Regions from separate parts of the Homo sapiens genome. Here region 2 is linked to region 1. A link is an interaction called in ENCODE POLR2A ChIA-PET data of the cell type or tissue named here. Cell type or tissue: PC-3. All regions are shown on one strand. Links, peaks and the distances in the headings refer to the core of each region. The heading gives the core; the rest is flanking DNA. Region 1 holds the start of ADK-AS1 (ADK antisense RNA 1). Region 2 overlaps ADK (adenosine kinase).

The links. Peaks named below come from ENCODE experiments on the same cell type or tissue, not always from the same donor. Only the 100,000 strongest peaks of a DNase experiment are listed, where the experiment ranks them.
Region 2: POLR2A ChIA-PET joins it to region 1 with 11 read pairs; 4 of 35 experiments call an interaction of 5 or more read pairs at or near these places.

Annotation. Positions count from the first base shown.
Region 1 is chr10:74,518,972-74,535,860 of GRCh38, reverse strand. It overlaps ADK (adenosine kinase), which reads right to left. Exons shown (of 11, transcript NM_006721.4): 7 at 10,435-10,605. ADK-AS1 (ADK antisense RNA 1) reads left to right here and starts at 6,537. Exons shown (of 5, transcript NR_120673.1): 1 at 6,537-6,568; 2 at 7,869-8,095. It also overlaps the pseudogene MRPL35P3. In PC-3, for the core only: no CTCF peak of the experiment used is centred there; no DNase peak of the experiment used is centred there.
Region 2 is chr10:74,461,557-74,478,445 of GRCh38, reverse strand. The region is part of intron 6 of ADK (adenosine kinase); the gene reads right to left. Among named protein-coding and RNA genes, the nearest start is that of ADK-AS1, 59 kb to the left of the region's middle. In PC-3, for the core only: no CTCF peak of the experiment used is centred there; no DNase peak of the experiment used is centred there.

The DNA of each region.
Region 1 (16,889 bases), core at 4,130-12,129:
TCTCAGCACTTTGGGAGGCAGAGGTGGGCAGTTCAAAATCACTTGAGGCCAGGAGTTCAAAATCAGCCTGGCCAACATGGCAAAACCCCATCTCTACTAAAAATACAAAAATTAGCCAGGCATGGTTGTGCACGCCTGTAGTCTCAGCTACTCGGGAAGCTGAGACACGAGAATTGCTTGAACCTGGGAAGTGGAGGTTGCAGTGAGCTGTGATGGTGCCACTGCACTCCAGCCTAGGCAATAAGAGCAAGACTCTGTCTCAAAAAAAAAAAAAAAAAAATAGGGTCAAAACCTTTGAGCATGCCTACAGACTGACATTCTAGAGTTTTTCTTGTAGAACCACATCTAGAATTCATAGTTTATGAATTCTCATTTTACTTTCTTAAAAATTTTATTTTTAGACAGGGTCTTACTCTGTTACCCAGACCGGAGTGCAGTTGCATGATCGTAGCTCACTGCAGCCTCAACCTCCCAGGTGCAAGCGATCCTCCCACCTTAGCCTCCCGAATAGCTGGGAATACAAGTGTGTGCCACCATGCCTGGCTAATTTTAAGAAAATAATTGGAGAGATGGGGTCCAACTATGTTGCCCAGGCTGGTTTCCAACACCTCTGCTCAAGCAATCCTCCCACTTCAACCTCCCAAAGTGCTAGGATTACAGGTGTGCGCTATGGTTCCTGGCCTAGTTTCAACTTCTTTAAAGCAGAGAGAAAACATAAAAACACCTATGAAGCACTCCTGAATACAGATGTTTACAGCTTTTTACTGCCTTTAATCTTTTATACTTTTCATGCCCACATCCAATTCAATAGCAACATTAAAAATAACTCATATGTATTTAGTTTTGGAACCAACCTTAACTCATTAAACTAATTCTCATTCTACTTGCATTCATATTTCATCAGAATATATAATGTTAAATAATTAAATAATGAACACAAATTTCACCAAGTTTAGGAAAAACATAATTAACTTTTGTAAGCAAATAACTTTGTTGGAACAGAAGTAAGGTGGTATAGCAGAGAGCAGCCCAATAGCTGTGAGTTTTCCCTCATGCACTTGGTACTATATTCATTATGTTTTAACAGGAATGAATGAAGAGTGTGAGTTATCAAAGCAAGTTAAAGTGAAGTGAAACTTAATAGATAACATGATCAATACTCCTAAAACTACTACCAACATTACCTAACAAAAATTGAGAATATATTCCATGAGCCAAGCTGAAACTTTACATGCATTAGAAAAACACATGGAATTGCCTTGTAGATTAAATGACGGTTTTTGTGAATACCCTTTTTAACTTTAAAGCATTATTCAATGGTAGGTTATGATAATTTTTAGTTGTCATGATTAGAACCCAGGACTATCAAAACACTCTTCCTCTGGCTTGACATTGCTACTTAAATATAAGGGGATCTTCCATGGAAATAACAGAAGTTTCATATATGGTGATCAAAAAATAACAAATTGGCACTTCTTCATTTTAGCAGTGTATTTTTGGAACTTAATGGCTTTAGAATAATGTTTCCTACTTTTAAACATATAAATGGAATCAAAGTATATATTCATTTTAATAGCTTTACTGAGGTATAACTGACATACAATTATCTGCACAAACTAAAAGTGTTTAATTAGATAAAACTTGACGTATGTATAAAGTACTGCAACCACAACCTCAATGGGAACACATCTATTACTCCTAAAAGTTTCCTCATGCCCGTTTGTGATCACTGCCTCATAGCATAACCCTGTCCCCAGACAACAATGGATCTGCCATCACCATAAATTTGTTAGCACTTTCTAGAATATAAATAGAATCATATAGAATGTACTTTACAGTATCTTACACTCAGCATAGGTATTCTAAAATTCTTCTATGCTGTTGGTTCATTTCTTATCAATAGTACAATTCTTTTATAGTTGAGTAGTATTCTATTCTATGGAAATATCACAATTTGTTTAACCAGTTACTAGTTGTGGATGTTTGGTTTGTTTTCCAGACTTTGGCCATTACAAATAAAGCTGCTATAAACACCTGTGTATGTCTTTACATGGACAGATGCTTTCATCTGTCCTGGGTGAATATCTAGGAGTGGGATAGCTAGGTCATTTGGAGGATGTATATTTAACTTTGTAAGAAACAAGAACACCATTCTCCAAAGTAGTTGTACCATTTTACATTCTAGCTGCTCCATATATCCTTACCAATATTTGGTATGGTCACACTTTCAGACATTCTAATAGCCGTGCAGTTGTTTGTTACGTGGGTTGAAGTTTGCGTTTTTAGATATGGATATTTAATTGCTCCAGAACGACTTGTCAAAAAGACTGTTTTCTTCCTCCATGAAAAAGCCTCTGAAACATTGTTGAAAAATAAATTTAGGTCTATTTCTGGACGTTCCCTTCTGTTCCATTGACTATTTGTCTATCATTACACCAATGCCACATTGTCTGGATTACTGTAGCTTTGTAATAAGTCTTCAAATCATGTAAAGGTCTTCTGATTTGGTTTTTAAAATCCACGTTGGTTTGGCTACTCTAGTCCAGTGCTTTTCCATATAAATATTAGAATCAACTTGACTTTAAAAAAAACTTCTGAAATTCTGACTGAATTACACTAAACTATAGATTATTTTGAGTAGAATTTATATTTAACAATACAGAGTCTTCTAATCTATGAACATGATATATCTCCCATTTGGGTCTTCTTAAATTTTTTCAACAATGTTTTGTAGTGTTCAGTGTATACATCTTTGGTCTGGTTTATCCCAAAGTAAATACTTTGTTATACTTTTTGATGGTATTGGAAATCGTATTTTTAAATTTCTGGTTGTTTCTTGCTAATATAGAAAAATACATTTGAGATTTAAATTTTTTATTCTGTATGCTACAATCTTGCTACGTCACTTAGTTCTAATAGCTTTTTTTTTTTTTTTTTTTTTGAGACAGAGTCTTGCTCTGTCGCCCAGACTGGAGTGCAGTGGCATGATCTCGGCTCATCGCAACCTCCGCCTCCTGGGTTCTCCTGCCTCAGGTCAGCCTCCCGGGTTCTCCTGCCTCAGCCTCCCAAGTAGCTGGAATTACAGGCGTGTGCCACCATGCCCAGCTAATTTTTGTATTTTTAGTAGAGACGCGGTTTTGCCATGTTGGCCACACTGGTCTAGAACTCTTGACCTCAAATGATCCACCAGCCTCGGCCTCCCAAAGTGCTGGGATTACAGGCGTGATGCACTATGCCCAGCCAGTTCTAATAGCTTTTTGAAGATGACATCAGATTTTGTATGAAGATGATCATGCTTTTGATAATAGAGACAGTTTTACTTCCTTCTTTCTAAATCTGGATTTTTTCATGCTTCTACTATTCCAAGGGTTTTTTTTTTTTTTTTGACACAGTTTCACCCTGTTGCCCAGGCTGGCGTGTGGTGGCATGATCTTGGCTCACTGCAACCTCTGCCTCCCCAGTTCAAGCGATTCTCCTGCCTCAGCCTCCCAAGTAGCTGGAATTACAGGTGCCCACCAACATGCCCTGCTATTTTGTGTATTATTAGTAGAGATGAGGTTTTGCAATGTTGGCCAGGCTGGTCTCAAACTCCTGACCCTCACCAATCCCTATTGGGATTGCAGGCATGAGCCACCATGCCCAGCCTCCGAGGGCTTTTAACAGAAATAGATGTCTGGATTTTTCAAAAGCTTTTAGGATAATCATGTGATTTTTCTTTTTAGTCTTAACATATTTAATTACATTGATGGATTTCAAAATGCTAAACCAATTCTACACTCCTAGTCATGATGAATTACTCTTTTAATATATTGTTCGGTTTGATGTGCTAAAATTATTTGAAGAATTTTTACATCTGTGTTTATGAGGGATATTGGTCTGTAGTTTTCTTGCAATACTTTGTTTTTGGTATGAAGGTAATGCTGACCTCATGAAATAAGATAGGTATATTTCTCCCTCTTCAATTTTCTGGGACAGTTTGTATACAATTGGTACTACATCTTTCTGAAATCTGTGTTAAAATTCAACACTGCCAAGTGCAGTGGCTCATGCTTGTAATCCCAGCACTTTGGGAGGCTGAGGTAGAAGGACTCGCTTCAGTGCAGGAGGTTGAAACCAGCCTGGGCAACAAAACGAGACCTCCTCTCTACAAAAATTAAAAATTAGCCAGCTGTGGTGGTTTGCACCTGTCGTCCTAGCTTCTCGGGAGGTTGAGGTAGGAGGATCATTTGAACCCAGGAGTTTGAGCTTGCAGTGAGACATGATTGTGCCATTGTATTATAGCCTGGGTGAGAGAGTGAGACCTTGTCTCAAAACAAACAAACAAACAAACAGAAAAGAATTAAACACTGAAGCAATTCAGCCTTTGAAGTTTCTTTGTAGCAAGGGTTTTAACTACAAATTCAATTTCTTTAATAATCTAAACAGACTTTTTCTATTTCTTCTTGAGTATGATTTAGTACTTTGTGTCTTTTAACAAATTTGTCCATTTCATAAAGGTTGTCAAATATATTGTAATAATATTGACAGGAGGGACCAGAACATCTAGTCTAGAGCTGATTTTAACCTGCTAATGAGACAAAATTCCTTTTAATACTCTACTTGAAGCCTCGTGAATTACGAGGTTATCCACTCTGACTAGTAGGATAGGAATGGTTATAGGTCCTCATGTGTGCACTGAGGATTGTCTTCTACAATCTTTTTAGGTGGTTCTTTTTGTGGTCTTCCTTAATTTCTTCACAAAAATGCACTGATTCATACTCAGCTGAAGACTTGTTGGGATTCTGCAAATGTCCTGTGTTCTCCCTCTATTCAGCTATTTCTTCTCTGGTACTTTTAACTTACAAACACTAGCTGTCTTAGACTCCTTGAACTTCCGGCTCCAACTCCTCATTAAAAGAGACTGCAAGGGTCTACTTGAGATACCCTTCTTTTTTCTTTTTGAGACAGAGTCTCAATCACACTGGCTGGAGTGCAGTGGTGCAATTTTGGCTCGCTGCAACCTCTGCTTCCCAGGTTCAAGTAATTCTCATGCCTCAGCCACCCGAGTAGCTGGGATTACAGGCGCACAACCACCCTGCCAGGCTTTTTTGTATTTTTAGTAGAGAGGGGGTTTCACCATGTTGGCCAGGCTGGTCTTGAACTCCTGACCTCAAAGGATCCACTCGCTTCAGCCTCCCAAAGTGCTGGTATTACAGGCGTGAGCCACTGTGCTTGGCCTTAGTTACCTTTCTTCTGTTGCCTGGAAATTATCTCCAAGGAGTTAGCTGGGGTAATCATCAGGTTTATCTTATTTATTTCTTGTCTCACAGGGATCATTGATCATTGCCTGTGAAGAAATAATCTTTGTGGACAAGGTATTATTTTTTTTAAATATTGAGGCTATCAGAAGTTTTAAATCATCATTACTACTGTACAATCCTCTGACAAGAGGAAGGTGACATGTAGAAAATAAGGGCCAAGTGTGTTTGATTTTAGCTGAGTTTTGACATTTTAAAAATTTATACTAAACACAGTATACTTTATTTTTTTGAGGGGGGAAATATTAAAGAATCCTACGTATATTCTCTGATAACTATATTTTATCCTTCGTCACATTTTAGAAGTAAAATGTCTCTTTTTTCCTGGAAAACTGAAGATAACATTATCACTATAGTATTCAAGGAGAAAAACAATGGATGATGAGATTAAAGGGATAAAGCATTTTACTCTACTTGCTTTTTATAATCAAATACGATATAATTTTTATTATCCCTATTAAATTTCATCACTCAACTGATATTTAGAGTCTACTAACATTTAAAAAAATCTGATTTTGACCTTCAACTTACCTAGTATGTATTAAGGTGTTGTATTATTTGCATTTGAATTATATGCAAATATAGCTTTATCTAAATCACTGTTTACTTAAGCAAAGGCAGGGTAAACACTGAGGCGTACCCCTAGAAATCAATTTATTTATCAACAGACCTTTTGAGACTGCTTCAATAAAATACCAAATACCTCTAATTGTCTTATAGCCAATCTTTATTATTCTATAGTCCACGTAATGACAGATGTTCTAAAATATACTATGTATCCACTGCTTATTGGTCTGCCATAATAGGTACTTAGGTACTATATAAATACCTCTTGAAGCGAATTCAAATGAACAATAATCATACCAAAAGAGAAAAGATTTTCTTGCCCCATGACTTACAGCCACGTAGCAGCTTACAGTTTTACCACTTCCTCTTCTAGGTGGGGAAAAATAATTCCTTTAATAATCTATGCTAAGCTGTGATCCAACTTTTAAGTTTACTGATTTGTAGAATAAAACTTTTTCAAAAAAATTGTGGTAAACTATACATATGATAAAATTTTCCATTTTAAGTATGCAATTCATTGGCACTAAATACATTCACAGTGTGGCGCAACTATCACCACTATCCATTTCCAGAACTTTTTCATCATCCCAAACAGAAGCTCTGTACTTATTACACAATAATGCCTCATTCCTCCCCACCCCACTCCCAGGTAATCACTATCCTACTATGTGTCTCTATGAATTTGCCTATTCTAGATACTTCTTGTAAGTGGAATTCTTCTTAGAAAATCCAATAATTGTCTGATGTGTCTGGCTTATTTTACTTAACATAGTATTTCCAAAATTCATTCATGTTGTAGCATGTATCAAAATTTTATTTAAGGCTAAATAATACTCCATTGTATATATACATGAAATTTTGTTTATTCATCTGTTGATGAATATTTGATTTGCTTCTATCTTAGCTATTGTGAATAATGCTGCTATGGACATTGGTGTACAATTATCTGAGTCCCTGCTTTCAGTTATTTTGGGTAATATACCTAGAAGTAGAACTGCTAGATCATATGGTAATAATTCTATGTTTAACATTTTGAGGAACCACCAAATTGTCTTCTACATTCCCATTTTACATTCCCACCAGCAATACACAAGTGTTTCCAATTTCTCCACATCTTCACCAATACTTGTTAATTTCCATTTTTTAAAACAATTGTCATTCTGATGGGTGTGAAGTGGTATCTAATTTTGGTTTTGATTTGCACTTCTTGAATGGTTATGTTGAGCATCTTTTCATGTGTTTACTGGCCATCTGTATATCTTCTTCGAATAAATGTTTATTAAATTCCTTTGATCATTATTGAATTATGTTGTTAGTTTGCTTATTGTTGAGTTGTTACTGTGTTAAATATTCTGAATATGAATCCTTTATCAGATATATGATTTGCAAATATTAACTCCCATTCCACTAGTTGTCTTTTCACATTCTTGTTAGTGTCCTTCGATGCCCAAAAATTGTTAATTTTGATGATGTCTAATTTATCTATTTTTTCCATTTGTTGCTTGTACTTTGGAGTCTTTTTTTTTTTTTTAAGTGAAGATTGTTTTGATATCATCAGCATCTGCTGCAAACTTAAACCACTTTTGGGACTTTCTTTTCTCTTTTGTCTCTACCAAACTTTTAGCATCATTCCCTGATTCTAAATACATTTTCCACCTTCTTTTTACATGTCTTTTACAAATTTGAGCTTTTTTTTTAAGTTTTAAAACTTTTATAAGTTCAGTGTTGTCACTGTATGTTTACATATTCATTGATACAATTTACATCGAGATTTTTACTTATCCATTTTTGCAGATATGTACACAAAGATACATATTCAATAACTGAGAAACAAGTGAAACTTCTGATCTATACTTTCAGGTTTGTTCGATCATGACACTTCTGATAAGGATCATGGACATACCAGTTTCACCTCTTCCAGAAGGACGTCGTCATTTTATCTTAAGAGTTTACTCTGGGTTTTATTGCCGAATACAAATTCCCTCAATCGCTTTTTTCTTGCAGGTGCCTTTTTCCATAATTTTTTCTTATAACCAGCCCTTCTCATCCAAAGGCCACAATGAAGTCGAAGAAACCTATAGATGACAGCTTTCACAATCCTTCTCTTGCCTTTTCCTGTACTGACGTATGTTAGAGATCTGGCTGGCAGCTTCAAGACACTTGGAAGCAAGAGGGCCACTCTATTAAGGATCGCTGAAGTATGCCCACATGTCAGGTTTCTCTCAGATGTGGTAAGTCTGGGAGTGGAGGAAACAACTGGTGTCTGAATATGACTAAAACGTCCAGTGGACAATGCAGAAATAAGAGAGGCATTTTTGACACAGTTTTGGTAGGCTGAAGATGCCAAAATATTCAGAGGCCATAAGATTCCTGAAGCTGCTCTCACTGCACCGGCAAAGGCAGAGGCAGCTATCTCGTTATCCTCCAAATTTGAGCTCTTATTAAAGAGTTTTCTGCGTGCTCTGCTATATTTTTTCAAAAGGTCCCTCCACATTCTCTCCTTAATTAAGATCATTTGTGACTATAAAGTCCAAATAGCATTTTTTATGGCATTCAATCTCCCTAAGCTTTCTTTACTTCCAAAGTTTCATTCTTTGGAATCATATTTATGTTTTTTTTTTTTTGTTTGTTTGTTTTTTGAGACGGAGTCTCGCTCTGTCCAGGCTGGAGTGCAGTGGCGCGATCTCGGCTCACTGCAAGCTCCGCCTCCTGGGTTCACGCCATTCTCCTGTCTCAGCCTCCCGAGTAGCTGGGACTACAGGCACTCGCCACCACGCCTGGCTCATTTTTTGTATTTTAAGTAGAGACGGGCTTTCACCGTGTTAGCCAGGATGGTCTCAATCTCCTGACCTCGTGATCCACCCGCCTCTGCCTCCCAAAGTGCTGGGATCACAGGCGTGAGCCACCGTGCCCGGCCTCTTTGGAATCATATTTATCTTTTTTAAAAGTTTTAAGATTTGTCTCTTAAACTCTAGAGAACTTATTTAAGTGCTGCCAGTCTGATCTTTCTTGACTATTTAGAACTCTGAGACCAAATGTTAACTTCTCCCAATGATTCTCAAGACTACTGAGACCAATGCTTTAATGTTATTCAAAAGGCTTGAATAGCACTTTTCCCATTTACTTCTTTTACCCTTTACAAAATAAAACTGTTAATAAGGAAAAACTAAATGGTAGATCTTAGTCAAATTAGGCTTCTAGCAGTTATATGGCACTTGGCTATTACCACTATTTCTTGCCAGTATCTCAATTTGTGAATTATCAAGAATATAGCATTTCCTTCCAATGTCACCATTTATAACCAATGTAACCATCACCTTTGCAGATACACTGTGATATTATTTCTATGGATCATCCTTTAATCTTTACCCAGGTGATCTCGTAAACTTCCAGGTCAATTTTTATGTTATTCTAGGCAGATGGCAGTTATTAGATATAAAATTGATGAATATATTCAAACTATGTTAGAACTATGGAATTAGAATCAGAATGAACTTCTGGGATGATTAATACAATACCTTCATTGTATACATTAAACCATCAAGTGACATGGCCAAGTCATAGGAAGACACACTGAAGGATTTTTTCCTCTTTCATGGATTTTTAAAGAGGTATAAACAGTAAATAAGAGGTATAAACAGTAAACAAGCAATCAAAGTAAATAAGCATTTAAGTAAATAAGCATTTCCATAATTTAGAATGGAAGAAAATACATTCTTGGTAGAAAGAAAAAACTGTACTTGTTGAGATGAAATTCCATTTTATCACCTTCAACTATAACAGACAATATTTTAAAAATATTATTAATAAAGAAATATAAATGTAATATATCAAAATTTACTCATAATTTATTAAACAAATATCAAATGGACTTAGACTCTGAAGAGACTTAAAAAAGTGATGAATGTGCTTTTTTATCCTGATTGTGGTCATAGTAACAGGACAGGTATCCATCTGTAAAAACTCACAGAAATTACAGTAAAAAGGATGACTCTTACTATAAGTAAATCAAACGTCAAACACCTTAAAAAAATAAATGTTGGGCCGGGCACAGTGGCTCATACCTGTAATCCTAGCACTTTGGGAGGCTGAGGCGATCAGATCACCTGAGGTCAGGAGTTCGTGACCAGCCTGGCCAACATGGTGAAACCCTGTCTCTACTAAAAACACAAAATTTAGCTGGGCATGGTGGCATGCGCCTATAACCCCAGCTACTTAGGAGGCTGAGGCAGGAGAACTGCTTGAACCCGGGAAGGAGAGGTTGTAGTGAGCCAAGATCATGCCATTATACTCCAGCCTGGATGAAAAGAGGGAAACTCCACCTCAAAAAAATAAAAATATAAAAATAAATAAATAAATGCTTCACTAAGAAAGAAGTTAGTATATACTGAAGGAAATATTGAAAATACTGAGAGCAGTTGACATTGAGGCAATTTTGTTGCACAATTCTCAAGGACATTTACACAAAAATTTAGGATTTAATTTATATATTTCTAAACATATATACACACATCAGAAATAAACAAACAAAAAACCCCCAGGTTCTTTTGAAAAAGGAAAGGTAACTCACTGTCTCATTTCCAAAAAGTATATCAACATAAGGCATAACTTTCATCAATGATTCCTTGTAGAACTGGCTAATAAACGGTGCAGATAGATTCAAAGTGAAAATCCTGTTGTTTTCAGAAGCATGGTGAGCCACCTTTAATACTGACTCTGGGGAAACTGTAAGAAAAAAGCCCTGGATGAAGAAAAAAGGAGGGAAAATTAGAAATACCATCTCCACAGTCACTCTCAGTGAGAATAAAAGAAACCTATACAAAATACAAAAGTATATAAAATACAATTATAAGATGCAAGGCAGAAAATAGCAACATTTGACTGGAAGGATATTTGATCATATGAGTACCATATGCTTGATACATGCCATTACTTCAGAGAATAAAGCATTACTTATTTCATACTAGGTTTATATGCTCAATACTAAAGAATTCTGGAAATTCATGAAAGAAAAAATGTTTGAAAGGTCTCATTCAAGACAATAATTACATTCGAATTAGGGAAATTGTACTATGAAGGCAAACTGAATCCTTTTAGCTTCTTACAAACAGTTTGGAATATATATTTTTTGAGATAAGGTTTCACTATATTGCCCAGGCTGGTCCTGAACTCCTGGGATAAAGCAATCCTCCTACCTCAGCCCTCCAAGTAGCTGGGATTACAGGTGCACACCACTGAGCCTGGCTGAGTTTGTATTCTTATAAGTGACTTTAAAATAATCTGTTAATTAAGATCATAACTTCTGGCTGGGTACAATGAATCACACCTGGAATTCCAGCACTTTGGGAGGCCAAGGTGGGCCAATCACTTGAGTCTAGGAGTTCCAAACCAGCTTGGGCAACATGGCGGAACTCTGTCTCTACAAAAATTTCAAAAATTAGCTGGGTGTGTTGGTGTGTGCCTGTGGTCCCAGCTACTCATGAGACTGAGACGGGAGGATTGCTATAGCCCAGGTGGTGGAGGTTGAAGTGAGCCGAGATGACACCACTGCACTCCAGCCTGGGAAATACACGGAGACCTTGTCTCTATATCAATCAATCAATCAATCATAACTTGTTACCTTAAGAAATATCTAAATTGATTTTTGAGGAAGATTCTGAATTAGAATTTTCAAATAATGAGAAAAGAATGCAGTAATGCAAAAGAAAAATATTTAATTTTTCTTTAAAATTTTCTTTAAATTTCTTTAAAATTTCATGTCAGGAAAGCTGCATTTAAAATGCTATTTATGTACAGCTTTAATATTAATGAAAGTCTTATTAAAACATATTCATGCTTTCTAGAGGAAAGCATAAGCAAAGACATACATGTATATACAGGAAATTAGTTTGGATGGTGCACAAACAAGTAAAGGAATACACAAAGGGCAATAATAGAGACTTGAAAAGGTCGGCGAAGTTAAGAATACAAAGGGCCTTGGATGGCAGGGTAGGAATCTATTTGGTGGGCAATGTGCAAGAGGGGTAGGGGTGGATCATGGGTAATGAATATTTCCGTGAAAGGAAGGAATAACAAGCTTATGGGAAAATTTAAAGCAAAGTTAACCTGGGCAGCAACAATTCAGCAACAGTTAATAAATGTCTACATTTGGCTGTGTAAAAGAAAACCATATTAGGAGTACTACATACAGGACTTGGCAATTGTTTAAGATGTGGAAGGCAAAGAAGAAAAGAGTCAAAAGATGATTGAGATTTTTGAATCTGGTTCTACCATTAATAAAAGTGGAAAATTCCAGAATAAGATCTGGCTTAGATGGTAAAGAGTGTTTAGTTGTGGTCATACTACAGTTGAGGTTCTAAGGGATCTCTAAGTATCTACCAGAAAGTTGGACTTAGAGGAAAGGTCATGAAAGAGGTGAGGTCAAAGAGGTGGTGTAATTCCCAAGGCAGAGAACACAGAACAAAAGACGACGAAGGAAAAAATGGAGAACAAAAATTAGAGGAAATAAAAAAGGAAAAGGAGAAAACAAGAGGAGGCCAAATGAGGAGAGGAGAAGTGATGGTGGAGAAACTAAGCAAGGGAAATTTTAAGAAGGTGCTATGGGGAAGTAGAGAAAGAAAGGAATGAGTAAAAGTCATAAGATTTGATGATTAACAGAAAGCACTTAGTATGATGGTAGAAGTAGTTGTTAAAAAAGGAATGGTGAGAAAGTAAGGTAAGAATAATTATTTTCAAAGCTTCATCAGTAATGATAATAAAACCATCTGAAATGTAATGAGTAATTATTGTGTCCCAGGCACTATACTATACAGCAACTCAGTTATTGTTTTTTCCTTACATCAAACCTATGAGGTGGACATATTAGTTTCTTTTGATAAATAAAGCAAGATAGAGAAGTTAAGAGATGTTTCTTAGGACACACAGCTTACATGTGATGAAGCCTGGATTCATATGACTCCAGATATGTTGCTAATTTGAGCAGATAATAAGAGGAGGAAAAGGCACAAACGCTTTTTTGCGGGGAAGGGTGGGCAGGGAAGGGAGGAAAGAAGAGATTTGCTTTTAAGGGCAGGGAAAGTTGGAAAGATTTTGCTTTTCAAAGAAAAGGATCTATTGGAGAAATAGAAGAATGAAGAGGCAAGGGAGAGAGGATAATTAGAGCAAAGAACTAGAGGAAGTGGGAGCACTGGAAACTAGAAGGGGAGAAGAACTGGCTTATAAATGGAAGAAATAACCTTGAAAATATAAAAGAAACTTCTGTTAAAAGTTACAAAAATGCTACTGAGATATTCACTTATAACTGAGGGACCAACGATTTCCATAATGCAAACTCTGAAAAGTTTAAAAAGAAAAAAAAATCTTTTAAAATATTACTTTCAAATTTCAAATAGACTACAATAAGAAGACTAAAAAAATTAATTTAGTGGCAGGAGCCATGTGTATTGGGGTCCATCTTTTAAGGAAGGGTTTATTGCCTTTATACATATTCTGAGACGTTAAGAGAGAATCGTCTACTATAATTGTGTCAGGGCCCAGAATACAATACCCCAAAATATGGCCCCCTAGCAATTGAGAAAACCCGCAGAAGCAAGGTCACTCTGACCTTCTCCCACCTTTCTGTGTGAAAGCTGGCCATAAAACCCTTTTCCAAAGGGGTCCTGTCCTATACCTGGTGGCCAAGAATAATCTAACAGACAGGACTTGCTGGCTTCCACATCCTTCAACCCTAGGTTTATTACCATTAGATCATACCCCTTTTGTCTAATGTTTCTCTACAACTATCCATGTCTTTCATCAGACTTCGCATAAAAATACAGTTTTTGCTGGTCTTTGGGTCTTAATTTCTGAAGGCTCCTGTGTCATGTAAAACTTTGTTAAATAAATTATGCTTTTCTCTTGTTAATCTGTTTCGTTACAGAGGGTTCAGTCATGACCCTTGCGATGGATGAGGAAAATATGTTACTTTTTCTCCCCTACAACTGCCTCTTATCACTTTAAAGTACTGCTAGTGAAATTCTAAATGTTTTAGTATGTTTAGTGAAATACAAAATGTTTTTGTATAATAACAATATTTCTCATCATTTAAAAATTGAATCCATTAATTCTTTACCAATATTCAAGTGTTCTAAGAGGCAACAAATCTTAGTCTTAGTTATTATTTTTAAATGTTTTTATCTTTCTTTTTTAACCAAGTATCCTATCACTTGCAAACTATGAGCATCCAAGCTGCTGCTTTGCTATTTCTGTCACTTGGAGAATTAAAACGAACAGTTTATACAGCATCTTGTCTCCATAGTAATATGGATGTACTGTCTTGCTTTTTAGTCTTTCATTTAATGAGAAGATTTTAAAGCTTTCCCCCTCTATTTCTCCCCAAACTGTTCCAGCATCAAATAAAAACCTCCCATAGCTAGCATTCTGCCAGCTGTGGATTAACCACAGCCAGCCACAGAATGGTCTACATAAATAGTAACCTGGTCAAATAATTAGGCTTCTCACCAACTTCAGACTGAAAATTTGATCTGTGCTAAAATACATCTGATTGTAATTTAAGGTACAGAACACTGTGCCCCTGGAGTCTAAATCTGGCCCCAATCCAAATGTATGTATGCTGTGTGTGTGTTTTCCTTTAAAATACAACACAAGAGTCTTGTGATATGGATAGTATGATGTCAATTTTGTTAATTTTATAAATATACAAAACTTGTCAACTTTTAAATAAAAGGCAAATTCACTATTTAAATTCTATTTTTGAATGATCTCTTGTTTTTCTTTAAGTAAATATTTAGTATTTAAACAATTTGGGGTTTATGCTCTGTTAGATCGCAAAGACTGTTAAAATTGATGCCATCCATAATTTTTCTTGCTAGATTTATAACCTTTGCTGGGCCACATGTTCCAGACTATAGTATCACCAAAAATAAAAACAGTGCCATTACAAAATTTTTTTTCTACATGTAAGGTTTGCAACAAAATCAAGTCTATAGTTTAGAAAAATATATAACCAATAAAATCTTGTGCTTTACTAATTAGGGATTTCAGTCTGCACAACAGTTAGCTGTTTATCGTTGATCCTATAACCAAAAGCAAAGTAGATGCTAACACTTAGAGGCTGGATAACGTTAATTAGAACTGAGAATGAAGTGGGACTGTTGTATTCATTATAACAGAAAACAAAACAACACAAAGTGGTAGCAGTAGGACAGATAGGGACAGACTAAAATAGAACCAAACAACCGTTTTAGTGGAGCCAGACTTAATGCTTGGAAATCGAAAAAACTTAAACACATTACACAACCACTCTAAGGATTTTTCAGAGTAGTCTAAACGTGAGGGAATGTTAGAAACAACATTGTTTAATATACTAAAGGAAAAAATTGCCCTTTTTGCTCTTTTTTTTTTTACCAGTGTTTACCTTAATTCAAGGTAATCATTTGGGGTTCTTTTAAATTGTCCTTGCCTAAGAACACAACCTCTTTTCATTATTTCTATTACCAATTATGTGAGGAATAGGGGTATGTGTATGTGTATGTGTGCATACACAACTATGTAAATTTCAGTTATTTATAACTCTTGGAAGTATAAGTCTATATTAATTCAAAAGGAAATAAACCTATGTAAAATAACCATGACTATAATTAATCAACTGTGGATACATGGTGATATAGAAAAAAAAAAGACTTTGTTTTTACTGAGAACAATATTCTGATCAGAATATAATAGGGAAGAATATATGATATTATTTTGAAATATTTGAAACAGTAGATTTTAATCTATTTGGGTCCATCTACTTCCTGATTAACTACACATATGCGTAAAACTATGCAGTGGTGGTCAGCAACTATATATAATGAGGCTTTATCTAAAAATAATGGGTAAGCACTGGATTCAACTGAAGGTTAAGAACTTGTAATTTAGTTTATTTTCTCACAATTACATAATCATATATTCCAGTTTGATAAAAACATTTTTTAAAAATACATAGAAAATCTATGATAAAAGAGAAGTAAATATCAAACTTCTAGAGTGGGAAAAACTTTGAAGCTTACAGAGGAAGTATTATCTAAATATTTGCTATAGTAAAAGTAAAGGGTTCAGTTGGTACTCCCAGAAGGAAAAAAACAAACAAATAAACAAAAGATGAGGAAAAACAAGACAAAGCGTTAGTATCTTTAGTCCACAAAGAAATTTAAAAGTAGACTAAAAATTAAACAAACATTAGGACACCAATAGATAAATAAACCATAACATTAAAAAGTATTCCATTGAAAGAGAAATACATAGTAAATAAATATGTAGAGAAATATTCCTCTCTAGTAACTAAAGAAACAATATGGTAACAATGATGAAGAAGGGTTGATTATACTCTTTGACCCAGTAATTCTACTTCTGAGAGTCTACTTTAAGAAAGTAATCCAAAACATGGGAAAATATACATTCATAAACTTATCAGTGTACTTATTTCATTGAAATCAATGTAAAAAAATGACAGAGGAACAGTCAAGAATTGGCTATATACTCTAAAGCTCACTACTGATCACTTAAAATGTGACTAGTGCAAAGAGAGGCTTGAATTTTAAATGTAATTTAAATTTAAATGAAGAAGCTACATGTACATGATGAGCATAAGTAACGTGGCTAGTATGATCGTGAAACTAAATTTTTAATTTACTTTCATTAATTTAAATGTAAAAATTGAAGCATTTCATATTTTTCTGCTGGAGCTTTATTGTTTTGGTAGGACTACATTTTATTTTGACATTGAAAGTTTAGTGACGTAATTCACTGGTATATATGTAAAATAGGTACATTTCAAAGATGTACTATGAAAAGAAGGTTAAAATCTAATAATTTTTATGTCTAATACGGTATATAATTTTTACATGTTGAAACAATAAATATTTTAGATATATTAGATTAAATAAAATCCATTATTAAGCTGTTTCTTTTTACATTTTTCATATGGGTCCTGGAAAATTTTAAATTATATTTCTATTGAATAGCACCACTCCAGAGAATATTTTA
Region 2 (16,889 bases), core at 4,039-12,038, 57 kb after region 1:
TTCAAGACAAGCCTGGGCAACAGACTGACACTCATCTCTATGAAAATTTTTTTTAAAAATTAGCTAGGTGTGGTGGCACATGCCTGGAGTCCCTGACACTCAGGAGGCTGAGGCAGGAGGATCATTTAATCCTAGGAGGTTGAGGCTGCAATGAGCTGTGATGGCTCCACTGCACTCTAGCCTGGGAGTGATAATGAAACACTGTCTCTAGAAATAAATAAATACAGTTCTAAGATAGGCTGGGTATAGTGGCTAATGCCTATAATCCCAGTGCTTTGGGAGGCTGAGGCAGTAGAATTGGTTGAAGCCAGGAGTTGGAGATCAGCATAGACAACAAAGTGAGACCCTATCTCATTAAAGCAAACAAACCAAAAAACCCTATAATAAAAGAGCAATGTCTATTACCTCCTCAAGGAAAGATAGCCTAGTTAATTTTGTATCTGGTCAAACTACCATGTAAGTATAAATGAAGAGACAAAATTTAGAACATAAAATAATTTGGGAAATATAGTTTCTATGTGACTTTCTGAAGAAACCACCAGAACAAACCTCAGCAAACCAAGAGATAAAATGACTATTATGAAAGGCTTAGCTATAAACATTGATTCTGTTTATTGCCTTTTAACTGTTATGAATAAGATCAAAAATTTGCAGGAGGGAGGAGAATATGTTTGGTTACAGAACAATATAAATGTTATAAATCTCGGGAACAAATATACAAAATAGAGTAATTGGGAGAGGGAAGGTGTGAGACTATGAGGGTAAGAAAGATTTCCTCATCTTTTATAGCCAGGGGTCAAGGAGATCCTGAAAAGCTGATAAATCATGTAATTGAGGTCTAAGTATTCTTAAAAACACTAAGGGAAAGAAAAATCTTCTAGGAAAAGAGAATGAAGAATTCCCCGAAAAAGAATACTTATTATCTTTTAAAAAATCTTGGCTAGGTGCAGTGGTGCACTACTGTAATCTCAGTACTTTGGGAGGCTAAGGCAGGTAGATCACGTGAGCCTAGGAGTTTGAGACCAGCCTGGGCAACATGGAAAAACCCTATCTCTAAAAACATATTGTAAAACAACAGCCAGTCCTGGTGGCATGCACCCGTAAACCCAGCTACTCGGGAGGCTGAGGTGGGAGGATCGCTTGTGCCTGGGAAGTTGCAGCTGCAGTAAGCTGAGATCATGCCACTGTACTCCAGCCTAGGCAACAAAGTGAGACCATGTCTCAAAAGACCTTTTTTTAAATAAAAAAATCTTAATCATGTTACATGAAGTTACAGATCTAAATGTGGTCACTTGAATAAAAATACAAGTCTCACAAATTATTGGAAGAAACATACACACAAACCAAAGTGGGAGGATATGGCAAAAGATAGAAACAAATTAAAAAATCCTCATAGTACAGAAAGCATACCATACAATAACAGAAATCAGCCCCAAAATATCTGGTTTAAACTATATATTTTACATACTAAACACAAACTTGATTCACACAATAAGAATGAATCTTAAATGAATTTTGCTAAGTAAAAAAAAGCCAGAACCACTAGTCTACATATTTTATAATTTCATGTATGTGACATTCTAGAAAATGCCAAACTACAGAGATGAAAAACAGATTAACTTTTCCCATGGTTGGCAGGTGGAAGGGACCAACTACCGTAAAGGAGCAATATTTTAGGTTTCTTTCAGCAAATACTAATTTAAAAATATCAATTAGGATGTTAAGGGAACCCAAGATGGAATGCAAACTGTGATAAATTAGTCTAAATGTATTAAATATGTATGAAATAAACTTACTGAAAGTGGTGGGAATGAAAAGACCCTAAATAACTGTAGCCAACAGTATTTCCTTTACATACTATAGTGCTAAAGACAAAAAGAACTATATATAAGCATTGTATTCTGGTAAATTGGTTTATCACAGAGGTATGATTCAGCAATTTTTTTTTTTTTTGAGATGGAGTTTTGCTCTTGTTACGCAGGCTGGAGTGCAGTGGCACGATCTTGACTCACTGCAACCTCTGCCTCCCAGGTTCAAGCAATTCTCTTGCCTCAGCCTCCCGAGTAGCTGGGATTACAGCATGTGTCACTACGCCCGGCTAATTTTGTATTTTTGTTAGAGACGCAGTTTCTCCATGTTGGTAAGGCTGCTCTCGAACTCCCGACTTCAGGTGATCTGCCCGCCTCAGCCTCCCAAAGTGCTGAGATTACAGGCATGAGCCACTGTACCCAGCCAGCAATTTTTAAACGACTTTATATGTATACTAGGTTTGCATAAATAAGTAAATACATGTCAAATAATCAGAGCCAGCTTTCTCACTATCAGAGAAGGAAGTTAAAATAAGTCAAAGGGAAATGCTAGCATGAACTCTGTGGTACTGAATTAGAGTAAGAGATACCATTATAAACTCACGATTTTATATATATTATAAACACACATAGGTAACAGGATTAAATACAATGTGTGTCTATGTATACATGAGTTAGCAGACATAAGCATATTTCCTAATTCTATCTGCTGAGAGAACCTAGAAGCAATTACTGCCAGTAGCTTACGAGAAAACAGTGCTCAGATGCTGGTTTTGAAACACCTTCCCACCTACCTTCCCTCCCTCCCTCCCTCTCCCTCCTTTTTCTCTCTTCTCTTCTTTCTTTTCTTTCTCTTTCTCCCTCTCTCTCTTTTCTTCTTTTATTTCTCTCTTTCTCTCTTCGCTCTCTCTTTCTCTCTCTTTCTCTGTTTAGAGACAGGGCCTTGCTCTGTCACCTAGGCTGGAGTGCAGTGTCATGATCATGGCTCACACAGGCTCAACCTCCTGGGCTCATGCAATTCTCCTGCCTAAACCTCCCAAGTAGCTAGGTCTCAGGCACATGTCACTATGCCTGGCTAATTTTTTTTTTTAAGAGATGGGGGTCTTACTACATTGTCCAGGCTGGTCTCAAACTCCTGGCCTCATGTGATCCTTCTGTCTCAGCATCCCAAAGTGTTAGGATTAGAGAATTGAGTCACCATGCCTGGTCCTTCTCTTTGATAAAGTGAACCAGTGATCCTTGGAGAAACAAGCTGGGGTACAGAAAGTCTAGATGATCTTGTAGTGCCAGAAAGTAAGAAAGTAATAAAAAGATGACAGGTCTGTCACAATGATACAGAAGCCAATGTGACAAAGCTCTCAATAGTTAAATCTCGAATTTGAGTAGTAAAAGTGACACAGTTTTAGATTATAACCCAAAGAACTAAATAAATATCCATGAGCCCTATTGATATAAATGACAATTAAGGGTTTTTTGTTTTGTTTTTTTTTGTTTGCTTTGTTTTTTGTTTTTTTGAGATGGAGTCTTGCTCTGTTGTCAAGCTGGAGTGCAGTGGCGTGAACTCGGCTCACTGAAACCTCTGCCTCCCGGGTTCAAGCGATTCTCCTGCTTCAGCCTCCCAAGTAGCTGGGATTACAGGTGCGTGCCACCACGCCCAGTTAATTTTGTATTTTTAGTAGAGACGGGGTTTCACCATGTTGGTCAGAATGGTCTCGATCTCCTGACCTCATGATCTGCCTACCTCAGCCTCCCAAAGTGCTGGGATTACAGGCGTGAGCCTCCGCACCAGGCAGAATTTATGAAAAATGGAAACAAACCAGGTGTAGTGGCTCAGGCCTGTAATTCCAGCACTTTGGAAGGGCGAGTTGTGAGGATTGCTTGAGCCTAGAAGGTTCAAGACCAGCCTGGGCAACACAGTGAAATTCCATCTACATACACATGCAAACACACACACACACCCCCACACACATGGGAGCCTAAGGTGGGAGATCAATTAAGCCCAGGATGCTGAGGTTTCAGCGAGCCATGATCTCGCCACTGCACTCCAGCCTGGATGACACAGAGAGAATGAGGGGAGGGGAGGGAGAAAGGAGAGAAAGGAAAGAAAGGAAAGAAAGGGAAGGGAAGGGAAGGAAAGGAGAGGAAAGGGGGAGAGAAAAAGAAAGAAAGAAAATAAAGGAAAAGAAAAGAAAGAAAGAAAAGAAAAGACTACTGAATTTGTAAAAAACGAATACAGAGTAGGTGTGGTGGGTCACACATGTGATCTCAGCACTTTGGGAGGCTGAGGAGGGAAGATCACTTGAGTTCAGGCATTTGAGACTAGGCTCGGTAACACAGTGAGGCCCTGCCTCTTAAAAAAAGAATTAGTTAATTGGGCGTGGTGGCACATGCCTATAGTCCTAGCTACTCAGGTAGATCACTTGAGCCCAGAAGGTTGAGGCAGCAGTGAGTCACGATCACACCACTGCACTCCAACCTGAGATATAGAGTGAGAACCCATCTCGAAAAAAAAATTAAAGAATATTAAAAATGGAAGCAAAGAGACAAATCTTCCTTAAAGAATTTGAATTATTAAATATAGAATAAATGAGGGAAATAGAAAATCACCATTAGAACACCATAGTTGTAATTGGTATAGGCAATATCCACTAATAAATGCTATAAATCAGTGGGTAAAACTTTAAAAAACTAGAATATTTGCATAATTTCATAATATCTCTCCACTAATATTTATTAATTACTGTGGTGGCTATATCCTTCCTCTATGAGGTTTCTAAACACTATTCATTTTGTATTTACCCCCCCACCCCCAAGTGTGGGGTGGATTTAGTGATTCATTTCTAATGAACTGTATATGGAAAGGAACAAATAGACAATGGAGAAACCCAATGGACACCACCTTAACTTGATGTTCAAGGTTCACACTAACAGTAACAGATTGATACTACGTACACCTTGATGTGATACATTGGGAAAGCAAAATCACCTCAGTGGTGGTATTCTCAAAACCCCATAATTTCAGTCTAATTACAAGGAAACAACAGATAAACTCAAATTGAAAGATATCCTACAAACTATCTGACCTCTACTCTTCATAAGTGTCAAGGCCACAAAAGAGAAGGCAAGACAGAGCAACATGACAATGAAATGTCAAGTAGTATCCTCCAACAGATCCTGGAACAGAAAAAGGACATTACTTAAGAAACTGGGAAAATAAACCTGTAGTTTAGTTAATGGTATTGTACCAATGTTAATTTAGCTTTGATGAAGATCCTACAGTTATTTAAGGTGTTAATATTAGGAGAAGCTAGGTGAAGAGTACATGGAACTTATTTTTACTATCTTAGAACATTTCTATAAATCTAAAATTATTTCAAAATAAAACTATTTAGGCCAGGCACAGTGGCTCTCTCTCTATATGTGTGTGTGTGTGTGTGTGTGTGTCTGTGTGTATATGTATGTGTGTGTATATATATATATTTATATTAGGCATGGTGGTGCACACCTGCAGTCCCAGCTACTCAGGAGGTTGAAGTGGGAGAATCACCTGAGCCCAGTAGTTCAAGGTTGCGGTGAGCCATGATCACATCACTGTCTTCCAGCCTGGGTGGCAGAGTGAGACCCTATCTCAAAAAAATGAAAACAAACAAACAAAATCTGCCCCCCAAAACAAACAAAAAACTATTGATGAAAAAATAGCCACAATGAGATATCAATAAATACCCATTAGTATTGGCTAAAATTATGACATCTAAAAATAGCCCCAAATGGTGTTGAGATAGCTGGCATGTGGAAAAAGACAAAATAGAGTATGGAAAAAACACTGTCATATCAGTTCTTTATATGAGACCACTTTCTGCGATGATGGAAATGTTCCTTTTCACTATCCAATATGGTAGCCACTACCCCTATTTGGCTATATGAGCACTTGATAAGTGGCTACAATGGCTGAAAATTTTAAACTTTAATTTTTAAAAATGTACAGGTAAAGAGCCACATGTAGCTAGTAGCTACCAGACGACAATGCATTTCTAGGTCTTATTAGGAAATTAGGTGATAGAGGAACAACACTACAAAAGGAAGCACTGAACCTTGTAGAACATTATATGAGACAAATGTAAGACCTGGCTTCTCTGACAAACCAAAGGAAAGCTAAAAAATGGAGTGGAGGGGAGGAAAATGACTTACAGAAAGAAGAATCTTATCAGACATCACAACTAGATGACATCTCTATTGATGCAGAAAAACTATTTGGCAAAATTCAACATCTTTTTATAATTAAATAAAAAAAAGGCACAGAGGAAATCACCTCAACCCAATAAAGACTGTATATGAAAAGCCGATGGGTAATATAATACTCGATGGTAAAAAACAGAAAGCTTTCCCTCAAAGACAATGAATAAAGCAAGGATGCCCCCCTTGCCACTTTTTTTTACCGACGGGATCTTGCTCTATCACCCAGACTGGAGTGCAGTGGTATGACCACAGCTCACTGTAACCTTGAACTCCTGAACTCGTGATTCTCCTGCCTTAGCCTTCCAAGTATGTAGGACTACAGGAGCATACCACCAGGCCCAACACAGTAGTGCTGGAAGTTGTATCCAGAGCAGTCAGCTAAAGAAAGAAAGAAAGGAAAGAGGAAATAGGAGGCATACAAGTTGGAAACAGAGAAGTAGAATTATTTCTTTAGATAACACAATCTTGTATGTATAAAAAGCCTAGAGACTGCACATACAAAAAAACCTATTAGGAGGAATAAATAAATTCAGCAAAGTTGCAGGACACAAAATAAACATAAAACAATTAATTGTGTTTGAAAATACTAACAATGAACAACCCAAAAAGAAAATTAAGAAAACAAATATATTAATAATAGCATTAAAAATGAATAAAATACTTATGAGTAACCAAGGAGGCACAAGATTTTTACATTGAAAACCACAAAACATTGATGAAAGAAATTAAAGAAGACACCAATAAATGAAAAGACGTCCTGTGTTCATGGATTGGAACTTAATACTGTTAAAATATCCATACTACTGAAAGGAATGTACAGATTCCTTTGCACATGCAATTCCTATACAAATCCCAATGACATTTTTTTGCAGATATAGAAAAAAATTCTAAAATTCATATAAAACTGCAAAGGCCCCCAAATACCATAACAATCTCAAGAAAGAAAAACAAAGATAGAGGCCTCAGAGTTCCTGATTTCAAAACATATTACACAAAGCAACAGCAATCAAAACAGTATAGTACTGATAGGCCAGGCATGGTGGCTCAAGCCTGTAATCCCAGAACTTTGGGAGGCTGAGGCAGGTGGATCACGAGGTCAGGAGATCGAGACCATCCTGGCTAACATGGTGAAACCCAGTCTCTACTAAAAACTGAAAAAATTAGCCAGGCGTGGTGGCAGGTGCTTGTAGTCCCAGCTACTTGGGAGGCTGAGGCAGGAGAATGGCGTGAACCTGGGAGGCGGAGCTTGCAGTGAGCAGAGATCATACCACTGCACTCCAGCCTGGGCAACAGAGTGAGAATCTATCTCAAAAAAAAAAAAAAAAAGAAAAAGTATAGTACTGATAATGCATACAGGATAGTTTCTTTGAGAAATGGTGGTGGGAAAAACAGGATATCCACATGCAAAAGAATAAAGTTAGACCCTTACCTTATTGTGTATATAAAAATAAACTCAAAATGAATTAAACAATTAAATTTAAAACCTAAAACTACACAACTCCAAGAAGAAAACACTGGAGAAAAAAGTTTCACAGCAATGAATTTGGTAATAATTTCTTAGATAAGACACCAAAAGCATGGGCAACAAAAGGAAAAATAAGACAAATGGGACTACCAAACTTACAAACTATTGCACAGCAAAGGAAACAACAGAGTAAAAAGGCAACTTATGAAGTGAGAGAAAATAGTTACAAACCATATATCCAATAAGGGATCAATATTCAGAATATATAAGGAACTCCACAACACCTCACCCCCGAAAGAATCCAAATGAAAAATTGTCAAAGGGCTTGAATAGATATTTTTCAAAGAAGATACAGAATGTGGAGAAATTGAAACGCTTGTGCACTATTGCTGACAATGTTAGATGACAAAGCCACTATGAAAACACTATGAAGTATCCTCAAAAAATTAAAAATGCCAGCAATCTCACTTCTGGAAATATATCCAAAAGATCTGAAAACAAGATGTTGATGAGATATTTGCACACCCATATTCATCGCAGAATTATTCAAAATAGCAAAGAAGTGGAAGCAATCTAAATGTCCATCAGCAGATGAATGTATAAAGAAAATGTGGCTGGGCGCGGTGGCTCACACCTGTAATCCTAGAACTTTGGGAGGCCAAGGAAGGCGGATCACCTGAGGTCAGGAGTTCGAGACCAGCCTGGCCAATGTGGTGAAACCCTGTCTCCACTAAAGATATAAAAATTAGTCAGGTGTGGTTGCGCGCACCTGTAGTCCCAGCTACTCCGGAGGCTGAGGCAGGAGAATTGCTCAAATCCAGGAGGCAGAGGTTGCAGTGAGCTCAGATTGCGCCATTGCATTCCAGCCTGGGTGACACAGCAAGACTCCATCTCAAAAAAAAAAAAAAAAAAGGTGGTATATATACAAAATGGAATATTACTTGGCCTAAAAAAAAGAGAGAAGGAAATCCTGTCATATGCTACAAGATGGATGAACCTTGAGGACATCATGGTAAGGGAAGTGAAATAAGCCAGCCATAAAAAGCCAGCCATAAACCATGATCCTACTTACATGAAATATCTAAAATAGTCAAATTCACGGAATCAGAGTGGAATGGTGGTTGCCTGGGGCTGTATGAAGGGGGCAAAGGGGAATTACTGTTCAATGGCTACAGAGTTTCCGTTTTGCAAGGTGTTTGTACAAGAAATCTATTGCACACAATGTGCATACAATTAACATTACTGTACTTTACACTTAAAAATGGTTAAGATAGACTGGGCACGGTGGCTTATGCCTATAATCCCAGCATTTTGGGAGGCCAAGATAGGAGGATCACTTGAGGCCAGGAGTTTGAGAACAGCCTGGGCAACATGGCAAAACCCCAGCTCTACAAAAAATTTTTAAAATGAGCTGGGTGAGGTGGTGTGTGCCTGTAGTCCTAGCTACTCTGGAGGCTGAAGTAGGAGGATCACTCGAGCCCCAGGAGTTCAAGGTTACAGTGAGCTATGCTATGCACTACTACACTCCAGTTCTGGGTGACACAGTGAGACCCTATCTCTAAAAAATAAATTAAAAGGTTAAAAAATATTTTTCTTTTGAGACAAGGGCTCACTCTATCACCCAGGCTGGAGTGCAGTGGTGCAATCACAGTTCACCGCAGCATCAAACTCCTGGGCTCAGGTGATTTTCTCACCTTAGCCTCCCGAGTAGCTCAGACTACAAGTGCGCACTATCATGCCCGGCTAATTTTCATAATTTTTTGTAGGGATGGGGTTTTGCAACATTGCTCAGGCTGTTCTCAAATTCCTGGGCTCAAGCAATCCTCCTGCCTTGGTCTCCCAGAGTGCTGGGATTACAGGTGTGAGCCACCATGTACAGCCTAAAGTGGGAAATTTTATGATATGTATTTTTGACCATAAGTCTTAAAAACACAACTAGATCTCTCTCTCTCACACACACACACCCACACATGCACATACACACACACCCCTTGTCTAGATTATAATTTGAACAAAACAAAGCAACTAGAAACTATTATTACTGAGATGATATTTTAATATGGACTAGATACTTTAATTGAAATTTTAATATGAACTAGGTATTAGAAGATACTAAGGGGTTACTATTGATAACATATGAGGACAGGTAATGAATACACAGGGATTCATAATGCCATTTATTTTTATTCTATCTTTGTGTGTATGATTAAAAGTTTTCTATAATAAAATAGATCTTTAGATCTGGATAGACTTTAGAGATAACCTATTCATCTTTCCATTTCAGAAGAGGAGAACTGTAGGCCCAGAAAGGTTATTAAACTTGCACATTATACAAATTAGTGGCAAAACTATGCCTAATAATATCTGAGGCCCAATTTGCCATCTAATGCTCTATCCAGCACATCATACTGACTCCTTCATAAGAGGCTCTACTGATCAGCAAAGAGTATATATAATAAATTTTACTGATTCTAACTAGGTAAAATGTTAAAAATCATGCCATTAACAATTATTTAAAGCTGACATGACAGCATGCCATATCTGAAAGGATCACTAGACATTACTTTATGAAGGTTTGGAGAGCACAAACTTATTAAAACTATAAAAGTCAAGGAGGTTTTGGCTTCACCAAATACTTCATCTCAACAACATCAAAAACAATCCCTAATGGGTAGTCTCAAAAATAAGAATGGCAAAAAAGTTAAGGCATAGCCTTTGTCTTTACGAAAACAGTGAGAAGAAAGAGACAAAATTATACATCTATCTACCTTCCTAAGGGCCTTTTAATACTACTTGCTACAACACCATCTTCTCCCTCTTCCCCAGTCAGAATCATTGCTCACCTGGGACCCTTACTGAATAGAAAAGGGCACTTGAGAAGAGAAGTACAGTTGTACTTTAAGAGTGTAATAAAATATAAAAAGTTAAGAGGCGGAAATAGCCATACAGTGTAGTGAGAACTAATGAGGAAATGTGGTATACAGGAAAAGACCTGGGTTTGAGAATTGGCTGTCAGTGACTAATGAGATTTGTGACCTCTACCTAGTTTCATAAAAATGTTTATTAAAATATTTAATAGAAATGAATTGAAACTGCAAAATCAACTACAATAAAAATAACATTTATATTCATTGTGATTCCAAGGCATAAAAAGATCACTTAATGTTTAATATAGAGATTTAAATGAAAATTAATATTTTCCTTATGAATTTTTTTGGGAAAATTAAATAGAGAAAAATAGAGACAAGTCTCCCATAATCTGACTTCTTAGAGATAAACTGAATAGATTTACTATTAATTATCAACTACCATAAAAAAGAAAAGATTTCATTTCATATATTATTCTACTATGAAATTATCTGGATAATTTCCATGAAAACTCTTTATTGTGATGCAGAAATGAATGTATTAAGTAAAAATTTTTTATCTTATTCTTTTGAATTCTAAGTACTAATAACTGGGCAATCTGAACTACGAAATCAAAGACACGAAGCAAGCCCTGGAGATATAAATAATCTATAACTTCACGTTAACATATGTGGTGGCTTTCTGTACTATCAACTCAGGATAGAGATGTCCAGAAATGGCAGTTTATTGTTCTTCATTGCATCAAGTCTGCAGTACCCTAGTAACTCACAGTTTCTTAGATATAGGCTTGCACCAGTAACAACGTGTTAAAATGTTGTTCAAAAGGTAAGAGACCATTAAAAGCATCCATGAATTTTGTTTTAATGCTATTACATGCACGATCTTTTCTTTGAGGTCATTTATCTTCATTGTAATAGTTTAATATAAGAAATAATTTTAAAAAAAGATGGTTATAATTACACTGCTGGATCAATAACCTATACTTTAAAAATACAAAACTTTGATTATTATCTTTTCCTTCTGTATCATACAAAAACATCTAAAATATGTCATTTAAGATACATATATACATGGCAATACAAACATGTATATATACATTAATTTATCATCATGCTGTTCTTGGAAAGATCTGCAATTTCATAAATTTATCTAGATTTGTTAAAGTGGATTGAGATTTTTATTTGTTGTATATAAATACCACTAAATCACTAAATGTCTCAGGTAACAGATATTAAAGGAAGACATGACATTTCAGCTAATGAAGCAAAGCCATTTATCTTGAAATTTTCTTGCTACAGAAAGAGAAACCTTTAAAAATGGCCTTAAGTTTGCAAAAATCAGCAACTTTAATCTACCCACTTTCTTTTGACCTTTACACTCAACCTCAAAAAAATGTTCAGCAACATAAATTTGATCTCAAAAGGCTGCTGCAGATCTCATTTTCTGCTGTTTTTCCATTAGGTATTTATGGGACTTGCGAGTGCTGCAAGGGACTAGTAAAACGCCAGAGTAATCCTGCAGTTCCTGTGTATGAATTCAGCTTTTCCCTTTGAGATGATAACTTTTTCCCAACTCTTGCCAAGGCCTTTTCAGATTCGAATTTAAAACTAAGACTATAGGTGTAATGTTCTTTTCAAGAGGTAGGATAGGTAAGTAGGGACTGAAGGCAGAGGGAAAGAGAATAAAACAGATTTAGTAGTTCAACTATCGAAACAAAATAATTTTTTAAGCTATTAAGGTAACTTGTTATACATTTGTACTATTTGAAATCATAGCATGCTTACACAGGATAGAAACTGAATCCAATGAGTTCTGAAGTTTGAAGAGCTCAGCTGTATGCATTTCTTCTCTTAACTGCATAGGAAACCAGCTGCTTCCATTTATGACATGTATTTTACACACATGCTCCGGTACATCCATGACATAACATGCAACAGTATACTTTCAGACAAGTTTGCCAAGAAGGGGGAAGAGGGATACGAATATATTAGTGAGACAAAAAAACATTATACAGTATATGTTCCTTTTTTGGAATGTTAGTAAGGTAAGAAAATAAATTTTAAGTTGTGTTTTCACTAATATGCCTTAAAATCCATTATAAAATACAAACAATAAAATCAATTAAAAATCCATCTATCATAAACAGAAGTTTATCAAAGTCTAAGTCACAAGTTTGAGACAAAAAAATTATTAAATTAGTAAAACCTATCACTTATACACTATGGAGAACGTACTATGGAATGCTAAACTATGAGACCAAGACTTTCCCCATAATTTATACAAAACTAGACCAAATTATCCCCATTTACCCTCTCTTAGTTAATGAAGCTTCCACCCTTGACTCATTTCTCTCGTAAACTATTCTTCAATTCAACAGCAATTTCTATTAAATCTACCTACACACTATATCCAGAGCCTGATTGTATCTTAACACCTCCATTGCTAATTCTCTAGTCCAAGTCATCATATCTCCCACTGGATTATTGCAATGACCTCCAAAGTGATCTCCCTATTTCTATCTTTGCCCCATTCAGTTTTGTCCATATAACAGTGAGAATAACCCTACTAAAATATAAGTCATGTTATGTTTCTCGTCTGCACAAAACCCTCTAAAGGCTTTTGATCTCATTCAGAGTCAAAACAAAACAAAAACAACAAAGTCTTTATAATGACCTATAAAGTCTTATTTAATATGCCCCTAGACTCTTTCCCAGTGTAATTATATCTCCTACTTACTTTTCCCATTGCTCATTTTACTCTAGCCATATTAATCTCCTGGCTATTCCTTAAACATGCTATGCTCCTGGCATAGAGACTTTATACTTGCTATTTATTCACTGATTGTTTTTCTCCCTAATATGTGCACAACTTGCTTCTTGAAATATTTTTAAACATCACTGTCTTGGGTGAGACTTTCCCTAATGATCAGATTTGAAAGTGTAACCTTTCATGCTAGACCTGAACACTCTTTTCTGTTTTATTTTTCTCCAAGGTTCTTATTACCATCTAATATACTAGATATTTTGTTTAAAGCATTACCCACTGAAAGGTAAGCACCCTGAGGACAGCAATATTTACCTGGTCGCTGCTATAAATTCACCACCTAGAAAAGTGGCAGGAATGTAGTATTCCTTTAATAGGAATAAATTAACCATGCAAAGCAGCCTTTACATTAAGTGCATTTCAAAAAGTGTCCTTTGAATTTCTGCTTCTCTCTCTCTCTCTTTTTTTCTTAAATAGTTGCCCAGGCTGCAGTGCAGTGGCATGATCATAGCTCACTGTAGCATCAAACTGTTGAGCTCAAGTAACCCACCCATCGTGGCTTCCAAAAATGTTGGGATTACAGGCATCAGCCACTGTGCCTGGCCTGCTTCTGTATGTATGTCTTGAATAAAAATAATTAAAAAGTTTTTGGGATATTGGAAGTTATGACAGAAACAAATATACAGTAAAACTATAAAACAACATCATTCCATGAATTGTGTATAGATTCTTATTTTATTTTTTTAAAGACATGGTCTCGCTGTATCACCAAGGCTGGAGTGCAGAGTCATGACTGTGGCTCCCTGCAACCTCGACCTTCCAGGCTCAAGTGATCCTCTTGATCCTCTTGCTTCAGCCTCCCAAGTAGCTGGGACCAAAGATGCATGCCACCATGTCCAGGTAATTTTTTTTTTTAAATTAATAGAGATGGGGGTCTCCCTATGTTGCCCAGGCTGGTCTTGAACTCCTGGGCTCAAATGTTCCTTTTGCCTCAGACTCTCAAGGTATTGTGATTACAGGCATGAGCCACTGTGCTCAGCTAGATTCTTAGAACAAACCTTGAGCACACTCACATGATATCCTTACAAAGATGAAAATTTCTAGAAACTTGAACACAAAGGATATAGACAAAGTTGAGTATCATGTATACGGTATGTCTTATGTGTACTGCTGTAATTTTTCTTGGTGGCCACTGTTTATTTGTAAAAAGACTATACGTATATAGTTTTGGAAAAACACAAGTAACATGTGTACAGGAATCTCTGAGTGTCTATAAGAATACCTCAATTCATATTAGTCATAAAATCAAGAGTACTTTCCAATTCAGTAAATTTCCTGTTAATAAGTTTTGCTTAGGACATTTCTCTTACATTTAGGCTCTGTATGTTTTCAAATAACAATCTAATTTCTTTCTAATAACATTTCCTTGCACCTTATTAATTATATTTACACCTTACCTATTCCCTTACAAGGATTAAGGCAGTTTAGAAAGACGTAAAAAAAAGACAAGATACCATGACAAAAATTTGGTGGTAAAGACGACGAATCTGCACAAGACAAGTTTGTTTTTAGCCTCCTAACAATGAGAAAAAAGAAAAAAGAAATTCAATGACACAATTAGAATTGTATAAAACAAGGGTCCCCAACCCCTCAGACATGGACGGATACAAATCCATGGCCTGTTAGGAACTGGGCCACACAGCAGGAGGTGAGTGCCAGATGTGCAAGTGAAGCTTCATCTGTATTTACAGCCACTCCTCATTGCTCAAATTACTGTCTGACCTCCACCTCCTGTCAGATAACTGGCGGCATTAGATTCTCATTAGAGTGCGAACCCTATTGTGAATTGTGCATGTGAGGGATCTAGCTTATGTGCTCCTTATGAGAATCTAGTGCCTGATGATCTGTCACTGACTCCCATCACCCCCAGATGGGACTGTCTAGTTGCAGGAAAACAAGTTCAGAGCTCCCACTGATTCTACATTATGGTGAGTTGTATAATTATTTCATTATATATTATACTGTAATAATAACAGAAATAAAGTGCACGACAAATGCAATGCACTTGAATAATCCTGAAACCACCCCTCCCCCACCCTGCCCTGTGGAAAATGATCTTCCACGAAACAGTCCTTGGTGCCAAAAAGGTTGGGGACCCCCAGTATAAAACACTGGTGAATCTAATAAATAGTAAAGATTTTTTATTTTAAAACTAGAAAAAAAATAAAATAATCACTTATTAGATAGCAATTTCTCAAGAACTTTAGCTTATTTTTCCATATTTACTGATAAAATTTGAGTCATCACAATGTTGGAATTCCAGGAGACAGGCTTGAGACCTTCATAAAGCCTAAATCCCTAAAGTCTGGACATGCTAAAACTTTCATGTTTATTCTAAATTTTATATGAGAGTCATCTTTATGTGTATCTCTAAATTTAATCAATAGCCTATCCTTAATATAGATTTCTGTCCTCATTTAGAGGGTATTTTTCATAAAAAGCCCAAGTTCTTATCATTCCAGAGGGTAACTGTTTATTTGATAAGTTGTAGGTAACAACAAACACATGTCACATTGGACGCTAGATAGTTAACAAGAATAATTCACTACCTAACATCACAGCAAATATGAGTTAAAGTATGCTAAATTTTTGAATGCCAAGAGACTATCTTGTTCTTTCATTTTGAAGCTGATGATTCCACTGTGACTAAACTGTAAGACTCTACCTGATGGTCAAAACACAAAAATTCTATGGATTTTAAAAACCAGATATGAAATATATATCTTATTGAATCACTTTCAGAAATTTCAGTAGTGAGTTCTAGGAGAAAATGTGGCTTGTGTACACACACACACATATACACACAAATATTTCAAAATACTTTCTATACTTTTTTTCTCTGTAGGTTGATTTACAAAATTTTAGAAAATTTCCTAAAATATACTCTTAGAAAGAGGTTTTAGTTTTCCTGGGAGTACCAAAATATAAAGTTTTTTTCTTAATACTCCGTATAACTTCTAATTTTTCTAAATTTTTCCATGTTCCCTATAATAGGTCAATAATTCAGAGAAACTATCTAATATAAAAATCTATTAATGATATTATAAAACTATCCTAAGCAATGTTTTAAATTTACTGCTGCTTAGGACATGGTGCTCTGGTATAAAAACAAAACAACAAACAAGAAAGACATACAAAAAGACTGCTCTCAAAACCTGCAAGGAATTTGTATAAGATTTAAAACAGACATATGCTTTTAAAGAACTTTTGAATGCAATAGTTAATGCACATAATAACTCAACAACCAACATAGATTCAAAGCTCTAACAGATACCATATGCAACCTGTAATAGAACCTGAGTCAAGATATTTCAGGCAACAGGATAATTTCATTTTCCATTTTAAATATCCACTTATTTTTAGTTAACTGGCCATAACATAGCACATGAAAATGCTGTCATTATTGTATAACAAAACTCTAGTACAGATAAGATATTTCATTACTAGTCAAGAAACTAAAATTTGGGGAGCACTATTACAAAAATGTTTTTCTATGTTTACTACAGAAGATATGCATACTGAATTTACCATTAGTTCTATAAAGTCTAGTACCTGTAAAGATAAATCTAGCTTAGGAAGTAGGTGAAACAGTAGGAGAGTTATACTTAGCCTACAAAATGTATGAATTCCAAACCATCAATTATATTAAATATCTACTATGTGGAAAGCTCTACGTCAGTTATAAAGGA